Linked DNA regions of Mus musculus: region 2 is linked to region 1. Evidence: chromatin loops called from intact Hi-C (ENCODE). Cell type or tissue: heart. All regions are shown on one strand. Each heading gives the region's core, and the rest is flanking DNA. Links, peaks and the distances in the headings are about the cores only.

Evidence for each region. Hi-C counts contacts between places; a loop is a spot of excess contacts. Peaks named below come from ENCODE experiments on the same cell type or tissue, not always from the same donor. Only the 100,000 strongest peaks of a DNase experiment are listed, where the experiment ranks them.
Region 2: a loop joins it to region 1, with 2.2 times the contacts of the local background. A loop is called at or near these places in 1 of 42 quality-filtered maps.

The regions. Positions count from the first base shown.
Region 1 is chr13:99,088,441-99,102,121 of GRCm38, forward strand. It overlaps Gm807 (predicted gene 807), which reads left to right and starts at 12,259. Exons shown (of 2, transcript NR_168041.1): 1 at 12,259-12,385. In heart, for the core only: a CTCF peak has its summit at 5,087 (motif pointing left); DNase peaks (open chromatin) are centred at 4,101 and 5,081; H3K27ac peaks cover 1,550 bases.
Region 2 is chr13:99,010,454-99,025,841 of GRCm38, forward strand. No RefSeq gene overlaps it. Among named protein-coding and RNA genes, the nearest start is that of Gm35279, 24 kb to the left of the region's middle. In heart, for the core only: no CTCF peak of the experiment used is centred there; a DNase peak (open chromatin) is centred at 8,618; H3K27ac peaks cover 1,745 bases.

The sequences.
Region 1 (13,681 bases), core at 3,094-8,093:
GTGGATAGCCAATCATCATGGAGAGAATAGCCAGTCATGGAGAGGACAGCCGATCATCATGGGGAGGACAGCCAATCACGGAGGAGAGACTGGTGGCAATCAGTCCCACTGCATGCCCAGTCAGGAAGCAGAGAGGGATGAACGCTGCTACTACTGTTCAGCTCTTTCTCCTCTCTTAATGACGCCTTGGACTCTAACTCACAGCACATGGGAAGACAGCTAATCTTCTTGTTAGCTTGTTACACCTAGAATTCACTAAAGCCCAAGCAGGAGAATGCTGTGAGGGCTTTCTTGATCGGATCGTTTAAGGTGGGGAAGACACACCTCAAAAATTGGGTACCATCTTCTGCTGGTGGCCACATTAAAGGCCATAGAAGAAGGAGAGCTTTTCTTTTTGCCTGTTTACCCACACTCTTGCTCGTAAGCTCATCCATTCTGTTGTGAGGGGTTCCTTCTCGGGTGTTACAACCTACTTCTTCAGGATTCCGATGTTGACTAGAAACCAACAGCTCTCCAGCAATATATATTATATACTTGTTCTGTCGGTTCCCTTCCTATTAGAGAAACCTGACTAATATGGATCCTGCCTTACCACCTCAACCCAGTCTAGAAACCCAGTTCCACACTTGCTCAGAGGTTTTTTTTTTTTTTAATGATTTAAGTTTACTGCTTCCAGTTCTAGAGCATGGAACTCCCAGGTAAGGCCTCCATGATTGGTGAAGGCCTGATGCTGGGGAGGCTGACAACATGTTACTGTATCCTCAGATGCTGGAAAGGACGTAAGAAGCTCCTGGGTATCTCTCATACAGGCATCAGCCTCAGTGATACTGTCTCATTTCAGGTAAGAGTTTGGTACATGCACTGTGGAGAGACTCAGTCCATCCCAGTGTGGTGACCAGGAGATGGAGGGAACAAGAAATGGGATTTCTTTTTTTTTTTCTTTTTTTTTTATTAGGTATTTTCCTCATTTACATTTTCAATGCTATCCCAAAGGTCCCCCATACCCACCCCCCCAATCCCCTACCCACCCACTCCCCCTTTTTGGCCCTGGCGTTCCCCTGTACTGGGGCATATAAAGTTTGCAAGTCCAATGGGCCTCTCTTTGCAGTGATGGCCGACTAGGCCATCTTTTGATACATATGCAGCTAAAGACAAGAGCTCCCGGGTACTGGTTAGTTCATATTGTTGTTCCACCTATAGGGTTGCAGTTCCCTTTAGCTCCTTGGGTAATTTCTCTAGCTCCTCCATTAGGGGCCGTGTGACCCATCCAATAGCTGACTGTGATCATCCACTTCTGTGTTTGCTAGGCCCCGCGAAGACCAAAGTGTGGACACTTTACCCTTTCTTAGAAATGGGAACAAAACACCCATGGAAGGAGTTACAGAGACAAAATTTGGAGCTGTGACGAAAGGATGGACCATCTAGTGACTGCCATATGCAGGGATCCATCCCATAATCAGCTTCCAAATACTGACACCATTGCATACACTAGCAAGATTTCGCTGAAAGGACCCAGTTATAGCTCTCTCTTGTGAGACTATGCCGGGGCCTAGAGGTTTTTCTCTTAGGTGTTTCTAGATCCTGTCAGACTGACGATCAGAATCTCTCATCACAAGCACAAACATTTTCCATAACAAGACTCGCAAATGGATGTCGGGTGTATGAAAGAGAGCAACAGCTCTGATCTTCTCGGAAGTTAAGATTACCCATAATAACACAGCGCTTCATCCCTGGGAAAATGGTAGTTACCAGAGGATGGAGGAGAGGGAGAAAGGAGAACACTTGGCTATTTTTGGTCGGAATGGTAATTAGCAAACCTGCTATGGAAGTCAGTATGGGGATTTCTTTAATAAACTAAAGTAGACCTATCTTATGATCCAGTAATCTCACTTCTCGGTGTGTTTCAAAAGGCACTGAAGTAAGTATGGATAGGGTGTAGCGAACAGACACAACACAATGCTACTCACTCTTTAAAAATAAGAGAACCCTATCATTTGTGTGCTCTTGAACAAGCTCAGAGAACAACATAGAAAGTGAAATAAATCAGACAATGAAAGCCAAAGCCACCGGTGTGGATTCCAGGAAAGACTGAATTCTTTGACCAGGGTGTAGACTGGTGATTACCAGTTGCTAGGGGCTGATTTAGGAGACAATACATGGTCAATAGATGCAAATTTCAGTGAGACAGATCTATTGTCCCAGTGGTAACGGTGTTAATAATGATGTGGTGTAGTTTTGAAAGTCACTTAGGAAGGCCTTTGACTGCCCTCCAGATTGCTAAGTCTTTGTGGGTCATTAAGCTTTTTAAATTTTTTAATTAATGTTTGATTTTAATGTTTTAATTTTAATGTTTGAGTGCTCTGCTCCATATATATCCACAGGCCAGAAGAGGGCATCAGATCTCCCTAGAGATGGTTGTGAGCCACCATGTGGTTGTGGGGATTTGAACTCAGGACCTCTGGAAGAACAGTCAGTGCTCTTAACCACTGAGCCATCTCTCCAGTCCAGTAATTCATATCTTACCAGCTCCATGTAGTCATTCTACAGTGTTGACATACTTCGAAATATCATATTACATATGATTAATGTACACATTTGTAAAATATGTAATTCTACTTGCCCGTTAAAATAATTTTTAAAGAAGCACAATTCTTGATGAGTAAAGGTTTTGTGCTCAGACTTAAAAGTCTATTCTAATAATCAGATTGTTATAAAGAAGCTATTTTAGAGGCTGGTGAGATAGCTCATTGATTAAAAACAGTCACTGCTCATCTGAGGATCTGAGTTCAGTTTCAAACATTCGTATCGGGCAGCTTACAACCATGTGTAACTCTAGCTCAAGGAAAGCCAATGCCTGCGGCCTCTGCAGGCACCTGCGCTCACACACACACACACACACACACACACACACACACACACACACACACACATCCAGTTAAATGATACAAATAAACTCTTTTTTATCCATTTTTCTTCTTTGTTTGTTTATTTTGAGATAGGTTTCTCTGTGTAACAGCCCCAGCTGTCCTGGAACTTGCTGTGTAGATCAGTCTAGCCTAGAAGTCAGATCCCCCTAACGTTGCCTCCGGAATCGAGGGATTAAAGGTATATAGCGCCACACGAGGCTTCTTTTTCTCCTCCTTCCTTATTTTTTTTTTCAAATAAGCCCTTAAAGTTGGCATTTTAAAATAAAGATGGAGACTCTATCTTGACATGTAAATGAACATTCTGATGAGTGACTTGGTCACAGCACAGTTGTGTGTGCTCAGTGGAAGATGCGTGTCAGAGTCAGCTGCCCTGGAGTCACGTGACTGTCTGTCTGCCACACAGGTGAGGAACACCTCCTGCCAGCTCCTCCAGCTCCGGCTCCGGGTGCTGCTCTGCTCTTCCTGCTCCTGGGTGGGTGACATGAAGCCACCTGGGAGGAAGTTTGAATGTTACCTCCTTTATTGGAGCCACACAGGGACTGCACTGACTCCTCTTCCCCTCACTTTGCCTCATTCTGCGGGGAGATTCTTGAAAATAATTTATTACCTCTCAAGATGTGAGCTCCCCTGAGGGAGGTGTGAGACAGCTTGAGGGGAAAGGCAGGCCCAAACTGGCTCTTCTCAGTGTTTGGAGTGATGATACACATTCCCAGATATGGTGGGGGTGGGAGGGTGAGGGTGGGGGTGGGACACAGGAGATACCACAGGCCCAGGCTGTCCCAGGAGAGTGCTGTTCTATCCCATCTCTACAGGGGACATGGTGGTTTGGTTCAAAAGATAGTATTGTGTATGTAAACTCACTTTTCAAAGTCAAATAGCCCGCCTAAGACATGAGCCCTGTGGTCGATTTGTGGTTAGCTCTATCTGCACCTCTGAAGTTGAGTCTCTCTCGGGGTATTCTTGTGAGCCATCTCTAGTGAACTTTCTCGGATTTCCTTGCTTAAATGATTAACAGACATGTCCTTTGATCACTTGCATAGCAGTGTCACAATCTGAAAGCAAAGGCCGTTCTATTTTGTGGGAGTGTGCAGGCAGGCCTGGGAGGGAAGAATTTTGGACTCTCCCGAGCTCCTTGGAGGCCTTTGCAGACAAAACACTTGGAGAGCGTCTGGCACACTGACAGAAACTATCTGCCTGGGGCCAGTGCTGAGTCTGTCCGAGCTCAGGGGTCACGTCACTGACCTGACGAAGAATGCAGCTTATCTCTCGGATAATGGAAGAAGATCGATACTATAGTCATGAACAGACTTGAACTTGTCTCTCTCGATTTGAACTCACCCCCACCCCCTGTTCAGTAAAAAGACTCAAAAGTGTATTTAGTTAAAACTGGCAAAGCCCACATAGTTAGGTGCAATTAATTTAGTGAGCTAACCAACATACACCGCTTTACCATAAAGATTTACTGTCAGCCTATGCAGCTCAAATCCTTGGGCTTAGACATTTCCCATTAGTGAACAGTGTTCGCATCAACTCTATATTGGGATTAGTGGTTTTTCACGGTTCTGGGAACTGAACTAGAAAAGAGAGTATTTGGTTCTAATGACATTAAAGAGGACTCAATAGATTGTGTTACTTCATAGATTTTCCTTTGCTGTGGATTTTTTTTTTTTTTTTTTTTTTTGGTTGTTGTTACAAAAGAACTATTTTAGGCTTAAATGTATCCGCTGGCCATTTAGTCTATGGAGACACACCACATATTTAATGCTCTGCTTCATTGCCCGCTGAAAGAAATAAGTGCATAACAAAATGCTTTGAAAAATGCTTAATTTCTCAACTGTTGATTTAATGTGTTACGGTTCAATAAGGTGATGAATCGCTCTGCTCTGCTACCACTGGAAACCAGAAAAATGATCCACACTGGTATGTTGCATCTGTGAATATTAAGTTTGTCAATGTAATTTATGACTAGGCAGGTAATATACCGGTAATTTGCATACTAATTGCTGTGGTGGAAGCCAGACGACTTTAATTCGCTAAGCTAGTCTGTCTAAGCAGAAGCCAGCAATTACCTCTCTGTGCTGGAGAGACAGCCTTGTTTAGGAGGAGAGAAAATGGAGGCAGTCAGGAAGCCTACAGAGCTGCCGGGCCCCCTGCTGGTAGCCAGGCAACACGTTTGCACAGAGGCAGCCTTGTGCAGGACCTGTAGGTGAGAGAATGCCTTTCCTCGCTGAGGCAAGCCGGATTTCCCAACCAAGTAACATTCAGAAAGCAGAAGATTAAAGTCAACGAAGCTCACTGCGAGCAGACACAACCTGTCTGTGTGTCCAGTATCAGAAATCTGAAGGCAGGAAAATAGCCCATTTCTATCTCCTGTAAAGGGAGCTTTCAATACAGGTCTTTTGAAACCAGATTTTATTTTTTTTTCATTTATGTATCTATGTACGTGTCTGTCTGTCTGTCTGTTGTGCAGGTAGAAATTGGAGGGTGGTGGAGGAATGCAGCCTGCATACAGAAAGATGTTGAGCATCCCCACTAACAATGAAAGGAAGAACGCTAACCTCTGAGGGATGATTTTTCTAATAGATTCAGAAGGATGAACGCTTTTTTTTTCCTGTGTAGGGCATGCACCACCGAGTGCAGGGTAAACCTGTATTCTTTAGGAGAATGAGATATTAATAACCCTTGAGATTTTTTTTTTGAATATCCTTAGAGCAGTAACCCTACTTCAAGAAATGCACATCCCAGAGCGTGTATACCACGAAGCCCACATGTTCACTTTTATTTTTATTCGATGTATAAAAGTGTGGTCATTTCAAATGATTCAACCAAGCACAAGGCTGTTAATTGTTACATTTTGGGATGATGATAGTTTGTGAATGCCTAACCAACCGCTCAGCAGGAGGAGGCTGATTAAATAAACAGGTACATAGTGCAGAAAGCTTACGAACATCGAGACGTAGAGCCAATGCACAATGTTTGTGCAGATGAATGGCCATGCCAGGCATTGACGGTGGGGTCAGATGGGCCAGTCTATGAATCAGTACTTGGGAGTCTGAAGCAGGAGGATTGCCATGAGTTTGTGGTCAGCTTTGGCAACAGACTGAGACACTATCTTTAAAATAAAGAAATATGAGTGTGGGTGATTAAATAAACAGATCACAATGTGCAGCAGTGTATAAATGGTATTTTTTTATTCCATATAAAAGGTGAATATAGGAAAAGTCAGGAAGGCTATGTTCTAATGTTTAATCACGTCTACCTTTTTAAGCAGGGGCTCTGTCTGGGTCAACTCTAGGAGAGGACTCTTGGTTAGCTTTCCATGTTGGAATTTGACATGAAGCACCCACCTCAAAGACTATGATAACATAGCACAAAAAGCATTGGAAAATGTATCCTATTTGGGGTTGAAGCTCAATGGTAGAGAATTGTCTAGCACGTGTAAATTTTGGCTTCTACTCCCAGTCCCAGATAATAAATAAATGCATAAGCCATACAATGAGTACTTGTGAACTAAACATTCAACAATTGTTAAGTTGCTTTATTTTATTTTATTTTATTTTATTTTATTTTATTTTATTTTATTTTATTTTTATTTGCATGCCAAGAGCTTTAACATTTGAAACATGCTTTTATAAAGTAGGATTCACTTAGGCTTGGTATGGTGTCCTTGTCAGGGTTACGACTTCTGTGATGAAACACTGTGACCAAAGGCAATTTGGGGAGGAGAGGGTTTGCCCAGCTTAGGCTTCCACATCACTGCTAATCATTCAGGAAGTCAGGACAGGAACTCGGCAGGGCAGGAACCTGGAGGCAGGAGCTGATGCAGAGGCGGTGGAGGGTGCTGCTTACTGGCTTGCTCCTTCTGGCTTGTTCAGCCTGCTTTCTATAGAACCCAGGATCACCAGCCCAGGTATAGCGCCATTCATAATGGCCTGGGCCCACACCCTCAATCACTACTTAAAAAAATGCTCTAGAGCCTGGCCATCAAATTATTTCACGGTACTTAATAACTGTAATTTTGCTGCTTTTATGGATTATAATGTAAATAGTTTTAGAGATAGAGGTTTGTCAAAGGAATAGCGACTTCCAGGTTGAGAACCACTGCTGTAGATAAATCACAGGCAGTCATATATCATGCTAGTTACTTACTGTGGTCACGGTAATAATCAGTTCAGAGTAGACCCATGAGGGCTTGAGGAAGACACTTGGAGGTGTGGGGTGGCGGCTGGGGATATGGCTCATGGATAAGGTGCTTGCCTAGCATGTGGGAGGTCCTGGGCTCAAACCCCAGCACTAAAAACAAAACAAAGACTGAACAACAGAACCCACATCTGATTGTATCAGTCTAAAATTTTAAGTTCCTTCTACCTTGGTCAATTTCAGATTAGCAGTGTTTTGAGAAAAATGTCCTGATTAGGTGAGAGCTGCATCTCAGAAGGGTAGGGTGTACTCAGAACAGTACTAGGAAGGTAGGATATACTCAGTACAGTACTGGGACGGTGGGGTGTACTCAGTACAGTACTGGGAAGGTGGGGTGTACTCAGTACAGTACTGGGAAGGTGGGGTGTACTCAGTACAGTACTGGGAAGGTGGGGTGCAAACGGCATGGTGCTGAGTCTGTTGAACCAGGTCTCCACCATCCGCATCAAATGGACATTTCATCCCTCCAGGGAATTCCTGGTATGGAATTCAGTGAATTTAGCCTTTCCCTGCCCTAAGACACCCACAACTCTTGACATTTACAGTTAACTGGTTTTCGAACTTGCATTCAATGAAACCAAAGTAGAGATACTCATTTGGTTGTAGCTTTTCTTCAACTTGGTATTTCTGAAATTTGTTCAGCTTGGTTGTAAGAGATATCATTAAAACACCTGCCCCTCACAAACAAACAAACAACAAACGAAAAGCAAAACCCAAAATAACATTTTGGAACTGGGAAGATCACTCAGTCAGTCAAGTTTGAGTGACAGGCATAAATATCAGAGTTCGATCCCTGGAACTCAAGTAAAAAAATCTGGAAGTGGTTGTCACATAATTGTCATTCCTGGGGAGATGGAAACCAGCAGGTCCTTGGGATTTCCTGGTCAGGGAACCAGTGCTTTAAGAGATCCTGTCTTAAATGACAATGTGGACGGCTCCTTAGGAGTCACACACGTGCTTGCCTGACCTCTGGCCTTATAAGTGTATACACCCCTCACACAATGCACCCACATAGACACATACAAAGCATTGTTTTCCTAAAATAAATTGTGTATTTGGGTTGACCGTTGGTCTGTTATTAGAACAGAAGATGCACCTTAAAGCATGCCTTCTGCCTATTTCTGCTGTTGATCAGCAGATAACATTGCCGTACTGCACGTGGGATGTAGAAGAAGGCAGATTCTATCGTCCTCAGCACTTCTCAGGTTCAGATCTCACATTATCAAAAAGAGAATTGAGTGTGAAATAAATCTATCATCAGAAGCTTTGCTTGGTTGGTTCTCTGTTTTCTTGATGCACGCATGCATGCGTGTGTGTGTGTGTGTGTGTGTGTGTGTGTGTGTGTGTGTGTGTATTGCATGGGTGTTGGGAATCCCTGCATATAGTTACATCAAAGCCTGACCACATGATACAGAGTTTGCATCTGCTGATCTCAAACTGAAAATAGCCTGGCTTTGAATTGCCAGCACTAAGGGCTTTCCATGGCAACATCCTGCCTCCTCTTCAGGGTAGCATTAGACAGCAGAGAGCAGGGATGCAGCCCTGTGATAGTCCAGCAGAGCCCCAGGCTGACTGCAGGAGCTCCCAATCAAGTGAAGGCTACATCCCTGAGGCTCTAGTCCCTGTCGCTGCGAATCAATCCAACACTCGACGTTTTATGGCATTTTTAGCCATTTTCTCAAGGTTCTCCAAAATAGTTATTTCCAACTGCCTTCGAACTGCTATTGGTTTTATTTTGGGAGGGGAGGGGGGAAGAAGGGCATCAATGGCGTGTGGAATCAGTGAGCATCTCTAATTATCTGTTCCTATCATGTGTTCCTCTCCTTTTCTGATTGGTGTTTAAGGGTCATTAGGGGCTAGGTACAGAATGGGAATAGACTTCAGGAAAGAACTACTGACCATTTAAGTTGGTTAGTTAGATTTTTTTTAATTGGTTGCTATCATCATCATCATCACCGTCATTGTCATCATCATCACCATCATGGAGACAGGGTCTTGCTGGGCAGCCCAGCTCGGCCTTCAGCTTTCAATCTCTGTGCTTTCCTTCCGGTAAGCCTGGGATTACAGGCATGCACCACCATGCTCAGGAGGCTGGTTGTTAACTTGAGCATAGCTAAATTTGGGGTTAAAATGAACAAACTACTGCATATCCAGCCCATGCTTCCCCTGCAGGCCCAGGCTGTTGTCTGTAATTCCTGGTCTAAAGGCTGCCCCAGGTACCACAGAGAGCAGGCATGAGTTTCTGCACTCAAGGCTTCCGGCCTTGGCCTCTCTGTTCTGTCCCATGCTGCTTGCTTGTGGTCTTTTCTCCCTGCTCTGGGATGAAAGTTGCCTGAGCCAGGCCACCTTTCACTGTTGCAATGCACAGAGACTCAGGTAGGGAGGGCCAAGCACACTGGGGTGGTTTGAATGAAAATGGTCCCCAGAGGCCCATAGGGAGTGGCACTATTTGGGGGTGTGGCCTTGTTAGAGTGGGTGTGACTTTGTTGGAGGAGATATGTCACTAGGGGGGTGGGTTTTGAGGTCTCATAAACTCAAGCCAGGCCTAGTGGCTCACTGTCTCTTTCTGCTGCCTGCTGACTTGGACATAGAACTCTCAGCTCCCTCTCCAGCACCATGAATGTCTGTCTGCATGCTGCCATGCTTCTCACCATGATGATAATGGAGTAAACCTCAAACAGTAAGCCAGCTCCCGTTCCTTTTTAAGAGTTGCCTTAGTCATGGCGTCTCTTCACAGCAATAGAAACCTTAACCAAGACACAGGAATGGCATCCGTGCATCTGGCTGAGGGCATAAGTGTGGTCCCCGTAGGTGGTTTTCTGCTTCATATGGTGAGCCTTGGCAGGACCATTTCTGGTAATGAAGGCTATCTTTGGTTACTCAAGGACTTTGTTGAATCTTTTCTGACCCCTGTGATGTGTGTCAGTCTAGGAAGTGCCCACCATCTCCATGTGTTCTTCACCTAGGGCCATCCTTGCCTCTCCGAGATGCACCTCCCAACCTTCTTGGCTCTTTTCATACTTTGTTCCTTTAGATAGCTTCACTCAGAAGCTTTGCTCATTCTGTCCTTCCTTGATATCAATTCTCAGAAGACCCAGATGAATGCAAGTTTTTCAAGCACACTAGGCAACGTTCTGAAGGAAAGATGGGGTTAGGGGTTACAGCAGCTGGGACTTGGATCGCAGGTGGGTGGTGCCTGCTCTTCCAAGGGAAGTCCTTTTCCAACACTGGCATCTATAGTCTGCCTTTCTAAGTTCTGGGCAGTGCCTTCTCTCTGTGTAGCCAAAGCAGTTCTGGCTTTACCCCAGTGCCAAGTAAGCTGTGGCGGAGTAACCCCTTGCATCGCCACGACATGTTCTCCCTACCCAGAGTGTGTTATCTTCTCTCCCTTGTCCATCCCATGTCGGGGCACAGGACAGCTCTCTGCATTCAAGGGAACACGGGGCTTCAAAGCATCGATAAGGTTGGGAATGGAAGAGTCTCCACCAATATCCTCAGTCTCTCAGATATCCAGAGTCAGCCAGAACAGAGAGATACCGCGTCTTCCAAATGCAAATCAGGGAGTGCCACGAGAAAGGGCCCCAGCTGGGCCAAACGTCCACAGCAGGCAGTGTATGCTAGAAGAAGCAGGGAAAGGAGAAGGGCTTATCATCTCCACCTTCTAGCTCCTCCGTTCCACCTGTGATTGACAGGCTCGAAGCAATGTACTGAAGCAGATTCTTGACGCTGTCTCCTCTCTGGGGATAGTGACTCATCAAACCCTAAGAGTTAACTTGTGGAATGATGACAGTGTTCTCATCCATCAGTCAATCCCTACCGGAGCTGACCATCATGAATTCCAGGGTTCCCTAGGAGCTAGTATTTTGCAGTCTGGTGGAGAATTTTAGTCTTAGGAAGACCCACCCAGAGCTCAGTTCCATCTACCGCCTTGCTGGAGACATGCCAGCGAGAACCTGCTGGGTCCAGCTCCACGCCCAACCCTTTCAGATTGTCCTCTGGGAATGGGCTGTCTTGCATTTGTGTCTGGAAACTGGAGCAGGATTCAGGACTAAGGATAGATGATATTTCCCAGGGCTTGTCCCTGGGACTTGGCATAATTAGGGATCCTGGGCAACTTGTCTCTTTTATTCTTGAAGGACAAAGTTGAGGTTCTCATACCTTGGGCTGTGACCCTAGATTTCATCTAGGCTAGATCTGCACAGGTGCCAGCTGTGCCAACTGTGCCAACTGTGATAACTATGCCAATTGCTTCAGGGACACACAGAGACAGGCTTAGTTTTTATCAGATTTATAGAACACACACACATACACACACACAGACACACAGACACACAGACACACACACACACACATACACACATACACACACACAGACACATCGTTTCACTGAAAGGAAGAGGTGGTAAGAAGAAATAGAGAAGTTGCCAAAGTTGGGGGATGGAAAGGGTTCTAGGCAAGCCACAGTAGCTTGTTCAACCGTCAGGCACTGAGAGCAAAATCAAACTTCTTGGTTCCAATTCTCAGGGTCTCCTTAAGCACTCAGGGACACGTGACTAAAAGAGACTGGTCACACCAAATTAGCTCCCAAATGCACACCCTGAAATGCAGGCATACAATTTGATACTGATGGTTTGCCTAGCCTAGTGAATAGCGAGCTTTATTGGGGAAGATGGTCTCATTTCAATTCAGCTTGCTCTTGCTGTCTCCCCATCCAGCGGAGACTTGACACATCTATATCTTCTGTCCTCTCTGAGGAAAGAAATTATTCCCAAAGCTTGGCAGAGCCCTGAGAGGTTACTGCCATTGTGGGCCGTGGAACACAAATGAATTCCCTCATTCTTATTCCATGAGCACTTGCATGCATATGAGTCTCACAGGTGCACGGGTTTTATTTAAAAAAACAAAAAACAGAAAAAACCCTAGCAAGGGAAGTGGAGTTAGACCGTGGAACAATCTGTTCCCTAGAACTGAATGAATCATCTTCCATAATGAGCAGAGCCGGCGAGAGCAGCAAACACTGAACGGTTCTGTTGATCAATTATTCAGAGGCTACCAAGGACACTCATTAGCATGTCGAAGCCTGATTGGCTCTTTCTGGTTATTCAGTGTCCGTCGGAAGGATGTGGTTTTTGCTCTCCATTCGGACTGCACAGTGGTGTGCATTGCCATGGAAAATGAGCAGTTTTAAGAGAAGGGGACTTTCACCAAAGCTCTCTTCTCGACCGGGAACCCGGGGCCACGGGATGTGGAGTTCTTTTGTAAGTACTAGGAAGCAGAAATTGGGCGTGTGCTGGGACCCTCCACTCCGGGGAGCCGTTAGTTCTTGCCCAGGCAACAAGTGTCCTTTGTGTCATTCCTGGGAGCTGGCTAGAAGCACACTGCAGTGCTGAGGATGCAGCTGAGTGGCGGAGTGTTCACCTAGTAGGCACAGTACTGGGTTCTATCCCCGGTCCCCCAAACCTCCGCAGCTCCCCACAAGAAGTTCATACTCTCGCTCCACCCAGACCCACTGAACAAAGCCTCTATCTTCTCAGAGTTTGAAAGGCACAGTCTAAATGCTGTGAACATAGAACCATCATTCCCATAGAAGGCAGGCAAAGCTACACAAATTACAAGAGCGCTCATTACACAAAGCAGTGTTGAAATCCATCCGGAGCGCTAGACAACCGAAGGGGCCATGTGGATCCCCACCCCCACTATAACCCACACTGGGAGCTCTGAGAGGTGGTGGTTTTCCAGGAGAGAAAGACCACAAGGTCTCCGCACTCTGTCCCAGAAAACCACAGCTCTCTTCATCTGAGGTGAGAGGCTCCTGGCTGCCACTCTTTGAGGACCCTCAAAAATCCATTCCCTTCTCTGTGTCCTGATCTAGGTTAACATACGGTGTAAGGCGCAGACTCAGTGACTGGCCCAGCCTTTTTGGCCACACATAGATCTTAATAGGCTATCTCCTGCCATCCTCCACCCTGTTGTTTTCCACCTAGAGTTCTAGCAGAGTTTGGGAATTCCTTCCTAAGCCTTTGGTTTATGCAATCTGCATTCTCAGAAGCTGAGAGTTCTTTGCCGCTTTCTCTTCACGGTCCCTTGGTAAACTCCTATTCATCTTCTAAAGCCCTGCTCTGGGAGTCCATCCTCTGAGAAGCCTTTGGTGGACGCCTCTGAACTTCTAAATATATCAGATTCAGCCAGATTCCATTTTACACGGCAGATTCTACTGTTGTAAGTTGCTTAATGAGAAGTCTGTCTATAGCGAAGCTGTCACTGAACTTGGTAATTGTGACTATTTTTTTGCAAGGAGGTAGTATATTCGTCTGGATTCCCAGACTGCACACCCAAAGCTTTTGGCTTTGAAGCTATTTTATTTTATTTTATTTTATTTTATTTTATTTTTTAAGACAGGGTTTCTTTGTGTAGCCTTGGTAGTTCTGGAACTCACTCTGTAAACCAGGCTGGCCTGGAACTCACAGAGATCCTTCCGCCTCTGCCTCCTGAATGCTGAGATTAAAGGTGTGGGCCACCATGCCTGGCTTCAGTGTTGTACTTTAGTTTGTTAA
Region 2 (15,388 bases), core at 5,974-10,973, 75 kb before region 1:
ATATACAACCCTCTCTAGAATGTAACCTTAAATATGTGGGTTCTTTTGAATGCTAGTTATACCTCAGCAACACTGTCAAAGGTACAAAATAACTCCAGAAGAGAGATGTTGGCAGCTGATGGCTCCTGGGGAGGGTGAGCCATTTTCCCTTGAGGATGTGGCCATTGGTGGACCACTTATGTTTCAGTGGATGGTCCCACACCCGTGTGCACTTGGGCAGCACGAGTTGGATCTAGTAGGGTATTAAAACCAGAGGACGTAATATTGGGAAAGGAGGACACATTGGGGGATTCCAGTGGAGTTGGATGGGGAAAACAGAGTAGACATGATCAAAAACTCATTGTGTACATGTATAAAGTTATCGAAGAATAAATAAAATTATTACTTACTCATATATAAAACAAATCTTCAAAATTATTTTTCACCCTGTATTTTGCTTTTTTTTTTAAAAAAAAAAGGTTTACTTTGCTTTTAATTATGTATATGTTTGGGTGTCTGTGTGCGTGACCACATGAGTGTGAGTTTCCTCAGAGGTAGGAGAGGGTGTCGGATCGCCTGGAGCTGGGGTTACATTTGACATGGATGCTGGAAACCAAACTCCCATTCTCTGAAAGAGCAGCAAGCAACCTCAACTGTTCAGCTCTCTCTCGTTCCCACATGCCCAGTTCTTAAAATAGGTAGCAGACCACAATTCCATACATTCTGAGTGACTATGGGCCATCATTATGAAGATGTTATTACTGGACCGCCTTTATATTGAGCTCAAGGGGGACACAAGAGCCTGCAAGCCTTGCTGAGCAGCTGTTGGCAGCCGATGACTGTGAGGATGGAGAGACAGTCTTTAGAGATGTAGTCAAGTTGACCATGCTCCAGTGGATGGCTACACACACACCTATGTATGTGTGGGCAGCAGTAACTGGCCTCAGTGCTGGTGTGTGCACGCATGCAGGCATGTGTGAGTGTGTGTGGTGTGATGTGTGTGTGTGTGTGTGTATGGTGTGTGTCGTGTGTGTCACATGACATGTATGTGTTTGTGTGTTTATGGTGTGATATACATGTGGTGTAGTGTGTGTGTGTAGTGTGATGTGTGTGTTTGTGTGTGTATGGTGTGATGTACATGTGGTGTGATGTGTGTGTGGTGTGGTGTGATGTATGTGATGTGTGTCTGCGTGTGTGTATGATGTGATATGTGTGTTGTGATGTGTGTGTGTGTTTGTGTGTGTGGTGTGAGGGGTTGTTGGGTAGAGGATCTGGGAGAAGTTGGAGATGGTGAGTGGGAGATGAATGTGGTCGAAAGTTGAATGAGCTCAAGAGAGATGTAACTGCCCCAGTCTAGACTTGGAATTCTCGTTTGCTCTTTAAGTTGCTCCGTGTTCTCTCTGCCCCATTGCCCACGACCGATGGCATTCTCTAAGTTGGTACTTTGCACAAAGCACCACTGACCTCAAGAGCTCTGCCGGTGCTCACCATTGCTAATTTGTACAGCTCTCTCTTCCCCCACTCCCCTGGACTATCATTGCAGGCTTCTCAGTTTTTGGCTGGTGAAAATGAATAAAAGAATTCAGTAACCTGTTGTTTGCAGTCGCGGTTTCAGTGAGCCCATCTGAGTTGCAGAACCCCCACTGTTTGTCCAGAAATGCTGCTCTACGGATTCTCCCACTGCTCCGGGTGACGTGGGGATTAAAGACCGTGGCTCTGAAGTGTCAGTCACATCGCCCTGTGAACGTGTAAGCCCCAGAGGTGGAAGGAACAGAGTGAGAAAAATGGCCTGTGCTGTGTCATCAGCCCTAAGTATTACAGAAGCGACAGCAATTCCTGTTGGCCATGAAGGGAATTAGAGATTCTCAAATTCCCTTCCCTTTCTTATTTCTTGTACCTGCTTTATCATTTACTCCAAACGCAGAAGAGCTTTCTTTGTGGGCTTGTTGACAGCCCTTCACAGATCTTTCTGGAAAGGAGTGTGCTAATGGCATACTTAATGTCGGTATAAGCCATTGATTTAGGCTTGGGTTGTTTACTGGAACACTGTGTCCTGAATAAAACATAAAAACACACTAAAATGCAACCTCAGAAAGTGAATATTTAAGTAGTCATGAATGAGGAAACACAATCCAATTATTCCCCCCCCCCAACCCCAACCCCCCCCCCCCCCCCCCCCCAGTATACAGAAGGTAGAAATCTACCTCTGGAGGCCAGTACTTGGTTTCAAGATGTCTTCTGCTTCAGGAAAACTCCTCTTAAGAACAAATAGAGAAAATGAAGAATGTTACATCAGAGTGTTACATCAGAGGTTGCTCGTTTAAAATTGCTGTAAAAGGGGCCACCGTATCATAGTAAAGTGATTTATTGGCACTTCTCAGTGAAATGTGGCTGCTTAGGAATGAATTGTGTGAGAACGGTAAATTTGATATCGTTCTCCAGACAAGGATACCCTGAAGTCACCAGCCTTCTGAGGTCCATGGCTCATTTAACCTTTGGTAGGGTTTTTTTTTTTTCTTCATTGTTGTGGAAAATTATTATTCTGCTATTGTAATTAATTAACTTAGCTTAAGGAACTGTGTTTAGAGATCTTAGCCACCATAGCACTGGCCCCAGTTGCCCCGTCCCTCAGCTGGGTCAAGGTTTTTTGCTGCATGAATTTGCAGTGCCCATCACCCCTGTGGGCTGAGGGCGTTTTCTCTGTCTTCTGGCAGTGGATATTTCTGAAAGAGAACAAAGCACACATGACAGTGTGTGAGATCCGAGCCCAGGTGGGATTCTGCCTCTCTCTCTGCCTCTGCCATTGCCTCAGGAGGACAACTCATGACAGAAGGGAGACGAACCGTTCTCTGAGCACCAGAGAGACCAACCAGGTCCTGGCCAACACCCAACTGTGCAAGTCAAACAAATGCTCCATTTTGGCATTAAAAAAAATTTTAAGGGCTGGTGAGATGGCTCAGTGGGTAAGAGCACCCGACTGCTCTTCCGAAGGTCCAGAGTTCAAATCCCAGCAACCACATGGTGGCTCACAACCATCCTTAACGAGATCTGACTCCCTCTTCTGGAGTGTCTGAAGACAGCTACAATGTACTTACAATAAATAAATAAATCTTTAAAATAAAATAAAATAAAATAAAATTCTAAAAAAAAAAAAAAAAATTTTAAATTGGTGGTGGTGGTGGCAGTGGCGGGGGCGGGGGCAGTGTGTGTGTGTGTGTGTGTGTGTGTGTAAATACCAGAGGTCCATATACCAGAGGTCAACATTAAGCATTACTCTCTACTGTATTTTTTGAAACTGGCTCTCATTGAAACTGGAATCTATCAATTTGGTTTGAATAGCTGGCTAGTGAGCTTCAGGAATCTGCTTGTCTCTACCTCCCTAGTGCTGGAATTATAGGCCCACACTGGTGTACTTGGCTTTTTTACATGGATTATGGGGGGATTGAAATTAGACCCTTTTGCTGCCTTGCCCATTAAACACTGTGTGGATGGAGCCATCTTTGAAGCTCTGTGGTTTGGTTTAGTTTGTTTTCTTTTTAGAAAGTGTTTATGGATTTAAAATTTCTTTATTATTTTCTGTGAGTGATAGTTTTGCCTATGTGGATGTCTGGGCATCATGTGCGTGTAAATACCTGTGTGTGTGGGGAAGGGGGGTAGAAAAGGGCATTGGCAATGAGTCACCATGTGGGTGCTGGGGATCACACCTGGGTCTTCTGGAAGAGTAACAAGTGTTTTTGACAACTGAGCTATCTCTTCAGGACCTGCAATCATCATATCATATCATATCATATCATATCAACAACATTTATTTATTTCTTATTTATATTTTTTTGTTTTGTTTTTGAGACAGGGTCTCACTATGTAGCCGTGGCTGGCCTGGAATTCCCTGTGTAGATGAGGCTGGCCTCAAACTCATAGAGATCTACCTGCCTTTGCCTCTGGAGTGGAGAGGCGGGTACTAAAGATGTGCACCATTACATCCAGGTACGCAATTATTTTTGATGTGAAACTCGTTGAAACAGGAGCTGGTTATAAGATAGAGATGAGACTAATGCTAGTTTAAAATGACCTCTTTTTTGCATATACATTCACTTTGAAATCAATAAATGATTGTGTTTCATGTACTCAATTAGGAAGAGTACATTTTGATCCACGTGTCCGGTTTAGATGGTTGATGAACACTGGGCTTAGAAGACTTCTGAGTTCAAGCTTGGCCTCTGCTGGAGAGAAGGCTATCCCACTCCTGATGACTAGGGATAGGGTGGATCTCAGTGGAGAGGCTAAGAGGGGTCCATCCCACAGGGGATGCTAAGGATGCACACATGTGTTGTCTCTCTGGATGATTTCAGTGATCATCACTGTCGCCCAGGGCAGCATCTGGCACATGGCTCAGAGGGTAGGTTGCCTGGAGGGAAACCTGGTTCTGCTTAGTAGTATTTTTAACACTGGATGAATTATTTAACCTCTCAACAATTCCTTACTTTATCAGTGAATTGAGGGCATTGTAGAATTGTTATAAAGAACAATTGCTCGTATACAAAATGCTTAGCATATTCTCTGGCTTATTATAAGCATTGATTATTATTATTCTCATCAGTAGTGCAGTGTAGATCATAATTTCTCTGGAATGAATATGTTTAGCTGGTTTTTGTTGTTGTTATTGTTACCATTTTCCTTATGTTCATGGGGAACTATGGTCATGTCTGAGCCTGCTAATCATGCATTTGGTGAGCTTAGCTATCCTCAGTAAGAGATCTATATTCAAGGTATTATTACTATATTCTATTTAGTGTGCACGTGAATTAGAGAAAAATTAATTTTTTTTTGTATTTTAGCATTGTAAATCCAAAAACTGTGAAGTATCCATCCCCTTAACGGAGTTAAGACTCATCAAGGGGATGGTTATGAAGTGTTACAAGATTACTAGGAGAAAGTAAATATTAAAAGCAGAGCTAGCTTTTAATCTCAGCACTTGGGAGGCAGAGGCAGGCGGATTTCTGAGTTTGGGGCCAGCCTGGTCTACAGAGTGAGTTCCAGGACAGCCAGGACTACACAGAGAAACCCTATCTTGAAAAACAAACAAACAAAACAAAACAAATCAAAGCAGAGCTAAGGGGTCCGCAAGATGCCTCAGTGGGTGAAGGAGCTTGCTACTAAGCCTGATGGTTTGACCTTAATCTCTGGGGTCCACACAGAAGAAATAGAGAGCTGAGCATTGTTGTATTAGCATCCTACTCAAAACCATCAAGAATCTGAGAGCCTTCTTTCCCTCCCTTCCCTCAGTTACCCTGAGGAAGATCTCCGTTCTTTCTATTCCTTTGCTATTAAAGGCTGGCACGGATGATCTATCCACATAAGAACTCAACAGAGAAACAGTAGGGACGGACACACACACACACACACACACACACACACACACACTTCTCTCCAAGAGAGTAACCCCATGCTGATGACAAAAAGAACTATGTAAAGTCACTGAAGAAGAAATTTGCAAAGCTTCTCTCAGAGCATCCAGAATATGGGGAGTAATTCAGTCACAAGGTGACCAGAGCAAAGGAACATGAGTGTCTCTGATAGAGACTGGCTCGACTGCCTAAGGATAATCATCGGAGGGTTCATGGGTCTTAAATACTTGTAGCTCTTTAAAGTGTAAATGAAGATTTCTTTGCCCTGAATAGAATGTTCCTCTCTTCTCTTATCACAAATGTAAAACCCTCACAGCTTGTATAATGTCACCATTGGGGGTCCACTTTTAACTCAGACTAGTGTAACCTCTTCTTGCAATAAACTGAAAAAAAAAACAAAAAAACAAAACAACACACCAAAACCAGAGTCACGCTGTCATAAATGAACTAGACTGTTTTGAACCTTCGGCGTTTTACCTCCATGGTCTAGTCTTACCAGGCTAATGTATTTCAAAGCAAACGAGTGCTGATAATTGTAGGACTCTTATTTAGGCCTCATGTAAATGAACTTTGAATGGCAGATGCTAGAGGCAAGGGAATAAACTTGAATTCTGTTCCTGGGAAGAGCTTTTCAAAAATAAAGAGAGCACCTTTCAATTTGTTGATGAACATCACTGCAGAGGAAGAGCCAAGCAGAGGTCGATAGAGTAGCCGCGGGAACGTATTGGATTGGAACTCTGCTTTAAGTGGATCTTTGTGCTCAGTTTTGGATCACTTCCTGAAGCCAATACTGGTCGACCTGAAAGAAACTCTGTGGGAGCTAAAATGATGTCTATCTGTGGAAGTAGCCTTTAAGAAGACTAGATCTGGATTTTAGAATTCCTGTCTAAAATAGACTTCTCTTTCAAAACAGTCACTGTTACCTTTCAGGAACCAACTCACAGGTGATTGTTAATTGTGATTCTATCTCTTGCTGGGAATTTTAGAGATCAATGCTAATGGGATTTACATTCAGGGCGAGACTCTCAGCACCTGGATGCTTGTTAGAGATACAGAATCTGGCTGGGCGTGGTTGCACCGCCTTTAATCCCAGCCCTCGGGAAGCAGAGGCAGGTGGATCTGTGAGTTAGAGGCCAGTCTGATCTACAGAATGAATTCCAGGACAGCCAGGGAGAAGCCCTGTCTTGAAAAAACAAAAACAAACAAAAAAATATGGAATCTCAGCCTTGATCTCATGTCTCCTTAGTCAGGGTCATCACTCGGATCAGGTTGCCATGGGAACCTATGGATGTATTTGAGTCTGAAGGGCTCCACTCTGGGTGGTGGGCAGTCTAAGGAGCTGACAGGAGATAATGCTAAGCACCCAGTGAGGTTAGTTAGAGTGGTGGCCACTGACATCAGTACAAGTCAGATATCACAGGAATAAACAGCATGATAATGTTACCTGACAGTTTTAAAATGTAAGAAAGAAGCAAACACTGTGGGTCTTGCTGCTCTTGTGTTATATTATGAGTGAAAGGTTTTTGGGGCTGGAGAGACAGCTCAGTAGTTGAGAGTATTAGCTGCTTTTCCAGAGGACCAAGGTTCGGTTTCCAGCACTCACACAGTGGCTCAAAACCATATATAACTCCAGTCCCAGGAGATAGAGTGCCTTCTCTGGCTTCCGTGGGCACAGGGCATACATGTGACTTAGAAACACATGTTCAGGCAAAGTGCTCATTTACATAAAATAAAAATAATTAAAATGTTAAAAAAATGTTTTGACTGTGTCATCTGCTCACTCAAAAGTGCTGCTTCAACTTTTCAGCTTAGTGACACCAGGCCTGGATTTCCATGGGAGAGAGTTATCCACTTACTGAATTATTTAATTCCTCCCAATTGCACAACATTCCTTCTTTCTTTCTTCCTTCCTTTCTTCCGTTCTTTTCTTTTCTTTTCTTTTCCTTTCCTTTCCTTCCTTTCTTCTCTTTCTTTCTTTCTTTCTTTCTTTCTTTCTTTCTTTCTTTCTTCCTTCCTTCCTTCTTTTCTTTCTTTCTTTCTTTCTTTCTTTCTTTCTTTCTTTCTTTCTTTCTTTCTTTCTTTCTTTCTTTTTCTCTATGGAAAGTGAGATTGGGAAACAGCCAGAAAAAGCAAATCACCCCTGATGAATGAAGTCTGCAGTCACTGGCAAAAGCCACTCAAGTCCTTTTCACCACCCCACCCCACCCACCCCACCCTATCCCACCCCACCCCACCCCCATTCCTTCTGCATGTTAGTTGGTCACAGCTGATATCCTAGGACATTTCCCCTCTCTCCCCTGGGCTTAGAAGACCAGTGGGCTTAATGCTTTCTTTTTAATGGTTTGTCAGCGAGTACCAGTACCGGATAGATGCTCTTCCTCCCCTTGGAGGCAGAGTAGCTAATGAAGGTTGACAAAGGCCTCTGGTTGAATCCTGGGACTGATGCTGACGGCGGCACACCCCACAGACCCCAGCAAACTGATTTTTATTGACAGTCTCTTCACCTAACAAACTAAGAGTCTGAGATTTAAGCACTTTCTAAATCGTTAAATAAATAATTTTTTGTTTTCCTGATAGAACATTTTGGTAGTTTGTCTTAATTAAACACAGCTACCAGCTTCCTGGATGGCTTCATTGATTTTTTTTTTCTTCAATTTATAAAAGGTCTCTTTCTAAAATGGAATATAATGTATGTGTCTTTTTGTAACCTCCTCCCCTTCCCCCATCAGGAAACCTCAACAACATAGGAGACTTGGGTGCTCATGATTAACCCTTCAGTTTCGTGTTGTCACGGGATGGGCGGAAAAGGGTTACAACAGAATCCATCTAGAAACAGTCTGCTCTAACTAAGCCAAGGCTGGTGTTGTTGCCTTGGTAAACTTTATTGCAAGCTCTCTCTAGGTTATGCCACAAGGGATGTGTAACGGAAGCCCCGTATTCAAGCTCCTCTTGGAAAAAAAAAAAATCCATTAAAAGGGCCAAACCCGGCAATAAATCGTAGGGGCATTTGTGCCGGAGCCATTTGTGCTGGAGCCGTGAAACGATACCAATAACTCCATGGTAACAAACTAAAGGGACAATAAGGGGAATTCACTGGGCTTCCCACCCCCCTCACTTTTTGGATGTATTCTGCTACTTTTAATTGAAACTTATCAGAGACACAATGTGCCACGTGACAGCTGCTTGCTCACAGTGGTTATCTCTACCCTTGGAGCTCATGGAGTGATCCTGTGTCACGTGCCCCTGCTCCCTGTGTCCAAGGCTCCCTCTCCGCCCTCAGAGCAGCCTCCGCCCTCAGAGTAGCCTCCGGGAATAGAGGAGGGGAGGAGAGGAGCTGACACTGAAAGGCCCCAGGCCTCAGTCCCTCACGCCTGAAATCCCTCTTAGTTACCCTCCTTGCTGTTTCTTGCCAGACTTACAAAGAAGACAGGTTTCTGTGTTTTACCCTGGACCTACAGTCAGCCTTTAGAAATTCATGGACTTTCTGGATAAGGAGGTCTCTGAGGTTTATCCAGGCTCCTGAGATCCTGTTGCTTCCATAGACCTGTGTCACCTCTGATTTTCCTTCCTATTGTGTGGAGAAGCAGAACTGGCAGTGTCTGTCTGTCTGGGCTTCTTTCTTGTTTTTCTGAGACAGTGTCTTGTAAGATATCCCAGGCTGGCTTCAAAGCTGTGATCCTCCTGCCTCAGCCTCCTGAGTACACACCTTCACCCCTAGCTTGGTATTTAAAAAATTAACTTATTTATTCACTTTACATCTCAATACATAGCTTGATATTTTTTTATCTTTAAAAACATATTTAGCAGGGCATGGCGACGCACGCCTTTAATCCCAGCACTCGGGAGGCAGAGGCAAGCGGATTTTTTAGTTCGAGGCCAGCCTGGTCTACAGAGTGAGTTTCAGGACAGCCAGGGCTACACAGAGAAACCCTGACTCAAAAAACAAAACAAAACAAAACAAAACAAAACAAAACAAAACAAAAACCCTGTCTCAAAAAACAAAACAAAAAACCACCAACAACAAAACAAATAAAAACATATTCAAATTTTTTTGTGATTTTTCTTGTGGGGCAATTAACATCTCAACAATAAAGAGAATAAAAGAGAAAGCCCCCAAGTCATGTCGCCTCTGATCAGCTGTTGTCATTTTCGAGGTTTCTAGCTGCCCAGGAGAGATAATGGAGCGATGGTGTGTGTCCACAGTTGATAACCAGAGCTGAGCAGCTTGCTCTTGCTTTTACATTTGTCTTGTTATTTCTTCCATGGATTGAAGTGGTTTTAGAATGGAAAGGGACCAGTGAGAAGAAACAACTTGCCAGCTTCTTCCTCCTCCTGCCTCCCCACTTGCAGGGAGTGTCTATCAGTCAAGCCGCCTTAGAGGTCAAAGTCACCTGTTGAGGAATTTGGAGTCTTCCTGGCAGCCCTGGGACTACTCTGCCCCTCTGATCTTACAACAGTGCAGAAATAAACCGCTATCATGTTTGGCAACAACAGCAGAATTGTGTGAAGTTATGAGTGTGGTTGCAGGACCCAGTCTACCCGGGGCCATTTCCAGCTCTATAAGCTGCTAACACGAGAAGTCGTTTAAGCGTCTGACACAGTTTTCACACCCGAAGTGGGCACACCATCACCTTTCTCAGTGGGTTGCTGTGAACACTGAGTGGCCATGTCATATCAAGTCTTTAGATAATTTATGGTAGACAGCAGGCACTCAATAATGGTAACTATTGTAACAGGTGCTTAGCATGCATTTACATGCAATTATTAAACATCTAAGATACAGTGATGATTAAACCCCAACGTGGCTCTTGGGGACACCAGACAGTATGTGTGGTGGAGCAGTTGTTGGAAGGAAGTGAGGTTCCCACTGGCTTGAGATTTGAGAGTCCTTAGCAATTAAATGAGTGTTGGTGTCAAAGGAGGTTTGCGTATATTCTGTTTAATAACCTTCACAAAGGCCATCAGAGGAACCACCTATTCATTCTCTTCCAGACTCTGTGCTAGCAAAAGCCAAGAAGAACCTCTGGAGCCATCGCAGTGAGGGTTGGTGCTCTACAGCAGCAGCCAGAGAGGTGAAGTGATAGGGTACTGGCCTGGGACTTGAGATGCAGGCTCCTGGGTCACCATCCAGCAGGGTGAGTCCATTGGCTGCAGTTTCTTCACCTGCAGGAGGTAGATTGGTTTCAAGGTCTAGAATCTCATGTCAGCCTTTCCTGGAGCTCTTTGAATGTAAACAAGATATTCATGACCACTTCAAATATTTATTGCTATGTCTGGTCTTAGCCCCTGGCCTATGAGACCGAAGTGCAGATGTCTGTCTTCCTGCACAGACCTTGATTCAAACACTCATTCATCAACCCATTCATTCATCTGTCTTCCTGCATGGATTCTGCTTCAATCACTCACTTGCTCAATATACATTTACGTGCCAGCTTTATGGTGGGCACTTTGTATATAGTAATAAGCCAGATGGTCATTGGCTCTGTCTCTTGGCAACCAGCATCTCTTAAACTACAATGCAAATGCACAAAGAACCCAACCGAATACGTACTCAAGAATCTGTCACAGGCATTCTGAAGAGAAGCCATGAACGTTAGTTGGTAAGCTACTGGGAGATTTATGACTTCTGTAAATTGGAAAGGAACAGCCTCTGGAAGAAAAGGTGCTGAAGCAGGCAGGTCCAAGCCTGCACAAAGTGAGCATTGCCGAGAGACCTTGTTCGGGTTTAAAGACAGAATGTATAGTTAACACTGTATAGTCCTACCATAAATGTCAAAACTTGAACCTTTTCCTTAAAAGTAAAACAAAAATGAAAGCCAAATCATGTATAAAAATTGAGAAAATAAACATGTTATTGTAAAAAAATATATATGTGTTTTTGTACATGCATGCATGCATGCATACATACATGCACACATATGTAAATATACACACATGTTTATATATGTGTGTACACACAATATATATGTATACATATATGTATACACACATGTATATATACAGAATATACAGAAATACAGGGTAAAGATGGTACAAATGCTCCTTTTATCAAGCCCAATATGGTCTCTTTGCTTCTGGACAATGTCCTGTCTCATTCCTTTGTTTCCATCTCTGTTGCTCTTTCAATACCATCTATGTCTGTATCCACATATAGCTTGTGATGTTTTACAGTTCATCTTTTTCCTTGTGAGGCAAATCACAGGCATGCTCTCGTTTCGCCTGTAAGAATTTCAGGATACATATCCTTAGTGGTGTTCACACTGCACCTCTAGGGCCGTGCTCCAGAGGGTAATCAGACAAGCACTTTGTATTCCAGCAGCTTGCATACGGCAGCGACAATCACCTGCATTTACAGACAGCTGCTGTTGTTTTAGGTCTGAGTCCTGTGCACCTGAGACATGTCCAATGCTCCCACGCTTTGGCTAACAAGAAGCATTGGGACTTTAAAGGGATATTCATTAGTGGTTTAGAGTGCTCTGTCATGAAGTTAGGCAAGATAAGGCTGAAAATCTGATGACTCTGCTGGCGGTATTAAGCTTTTAAGGGAGTGCTTTCCCTACACAGTATAAATTAATATAAATTAATATTTTCTCAAAAAATACGTATGCTCTTCGATTCCAGAGAAGATTGCATATCAATGGAACTGCTTTCATTTAGCCCCGGAGCTCTTGGAGTTTTGTAAATTAATGTGTTCTTCTCTAGCATATAAATCAGAGCACAGATTTTAAGCCCCAGGTCCTACTGTTAAGAATGAACAAAGAGATAGCTTTGCAAATCTAGGCAAAGGTAGGCAACAATGGGGCTGTATCTTCCCCAGCAGGGAAATCGAGCCAGACTCCTTGTTATCCTAGGCGATCAGAGCAAGCTGGTGTTGTGGATGTGGTTTGAATAGCTCACCTACAAAAGCTGGAGGGGAGAAGATATGTGGGACTTCACAAAAAACAAAACAAAACAAAACAAAACAATACAAAAAACCCATTCGCTTCTCTAGATCATTCTTATGCACACAGCCCATGGCAAACAGGCATGGGCGGTGCAGGGGATTAAACTGGTCATTTTTGTTTGGCATTAAAAGGTTCTCTATTGAGGAGGCCAGACTTTAGCAAGGGTAGAAGAGAAGCTTTTTTTTTTTTTTTTAAACTGGGAAAAAAATTCCACAATACATCTAGTAATAATTCCGTCATTTGGCAGTGTTCAGGAGGCTCCTGGGATCCTTTCATGGTTCTTAGATGACAGCCACTACTGAATCTAATGTTATTACCAGTGTCACTTTTTACAAAACTGAGAAGAAGAGACATTGGGTGACTCTCTTTCTTTTTAAGACTAATTTTTGTTATGTATCTGAGTATTCACCTGTATGTATGTAAGTATGTATGTATGTATGTATGTATGTTTATATTTATGTATGTGTACCACACCAGTGCCTGATAGAAGGCATCAGATATCCTAGAACTGAAGTTACAGGTGGCTGTGAACCACCAAGTAGGTGACATCCCCTCTACAAAAGCAGCCAGTGCTTATAACTTCTGAGCCATCATCTCTCCAGCCTCTTGCAAACTGTCGTTCAAACCCACATGCCCAAGTTTGATATCCATCTGTATCATCCACACTGCATCGAACAATCCCAATGACAGTTTGATTTTGGTTTAAGGGGGTGGCCTTCTCCGGATCATCTCTCAGAGGACAAAGAGGAAATGTCCAACCTGTGGCCCATACGAAGCTCATGAATCCCCTTCTTCTGAGGACTGTCTTCTGGTTCTGAGGCAGAACCTAACCTCACAAGCCCTCATGGATGCCAAAGGGATACATGGGGTTACTTGGCATCCACACTCTGGGGCAATATTCCTAAAGCTATAGCACAGCACACTAAACCTTTAAGCCCAGTTTCAACCTGGAAATAGTCACAGGAAGCAGATATCCCTGGAGAGCCCTGAGAAGATTCCCACAATGCCCTCTGTTCAGTGATTCTCAAAGGGTGGGTACTGGAGTGGTCATGAAAGATCTGCCTGGATACCAACTGCGCCTGCCGGGGAGATGAATGAAGTGCCCCCCGTGTAAGTGTTACTATTTTTCAAGTAAATGAGGTTGCTATTGGGCTTCATTAAAATAAAAATTAATTTAAATGCAAGGCTGAATGCTTAGTAGCTTTTTGCTGTGATGTATTTTCATAATCAGCATTTCTGAAAATGGCTGCCACGCAGGGTCCGGCAGAATCCTTCAACATGAAAAAAATCTTCTTGCACATAAGGTGGGAGCAACTGCGGACTTTCTGGGGAGGAGGTGCCAGTGGGCAGGATGATGCTACTTCTGTTTCTCATGTTACTTAAAGTCATGCTGTCTCTCCTTACCCACAGGACACAGATTTACATTGTTTTTACCTAGACAAGGCTTCTCAGAGATAAGCTGGCCAGGGGCTTCATTTTGTAGATGAAAAATCTGAAGCTCGGAGAAATGAAGGGATCTGCCCCAGGCCACAGGCTTAGTGGCTACGGCTCAAGGCAGGACAGAAATCCTTACACTGCTGGAGTCTTGAGCAGTCATTCTGCTGAGTACTCACTCTGCTGAGTACCCACTTTCCTGACTACCCTCCTTGCCCAGTACCCATTATGCTGAGTACCTCTGCCAATTATCCACCCTGATGAATATCCACTCTGCTTACCTCAACGGAGACCTTCTTTGTTGAGGACTTTAAATACCACCACTTCCTGCCATAGCAGCTCCTTTTAGAGATGGAGAAAGGTAAGACACTAAGTAATTAGCATCTTGCCCTAAGTCATAGAGCTGGTGTCTATAAACCACTCTCCCAGGATGCCTTAAAACATATTAGTTAGGGCTGGAAAGAGGGCTCAGCAGTGAAGAGTACTGTTCTTTCAGAGGTCCTGAGTTCCATTCCCAGCAACCACATGGTGGCTCACAACCATCTGTAATGGGATCCGATGCCCTCTTCTGGTGTGTCTGAAGACAGATACAGTCTGAAGATGAGAAATAGTGTACTCCTATACATAAAATAAATAAGTAAATCTTTAAAAACAATATTAGTCAATTTTCTGGGGCAGGATCTTATGCAGCCCAAGTTCACCTTGGGTTCACTGTGCAGTCAAGGATGGCTTTGAACTACTGACCCTCCGCTCAAGTTGGAGGTGTATGTCAGTCACCACACTTTGTTAAGCCCATGTCCTTCCTTCACTACTAAAATCATATACACTTAGGGACTTAAGGACACTTTTATTATTTGCCCCTCTTTAAAAGTTGCACGTTTTCTTCCTTACACTTTAAACTTTGTTAAGTATGTATTGTACTGTCAGGAGTAGCTCCTCCATCAATTCTCTCTTGCAGAAACATGTTCAGTTCTGCAGAAAATCCTGTGTTTCTCTCCTTAGGCTAAATTCCCAGCAGATGACTGGCTTGGCTGAGGGGCAGGCACATTAAAAGCAGTTGTGCTTGGGAGTATTTGTCTACTGGGCCATGAGAAGAAAGCACCTCCCATTGGGTGGGTTCGGCAATAGAGATTTATTTTTTCACAGTTCTAGGGCTTGGAAAGTCCAAGGCCAAAGATCCAGTTCCAGCCATATTTGGTTTCTAATGAGGCCTCACTTGCAGGTTTGCAGGCTGCCCTGGTGTCCTCACATGACCTCCCCCTGTGTGCGCTGAAGGAGATCTTTGGTGCCCTTTCCTCTTAAGAGGACAAGAGTCTTATCAGATTAGAGTCTCACCCTTGAAACCTCACTGGTTTTAACTGCACAGTTAATCACTGGTCCTTAATACCTTACCTTGGGGCCTGGAGCGCCACCATATCGACGCTGAGGGGAAGGGCATACAATTTAGTTGTCAGTACCGTATATTGAAAGGCTGAACATTTTTTTTTTTTGTCTTCCACACTGATGCAGAAAGACTTTTCCTTATACTCTCAATAGCACCAGGGATTATCATTTGAAATATTTGTTAATTTTATGCACTAAAATGGTATATAGTGGTTCAACTTGAAATAATTTCTCACATACAAT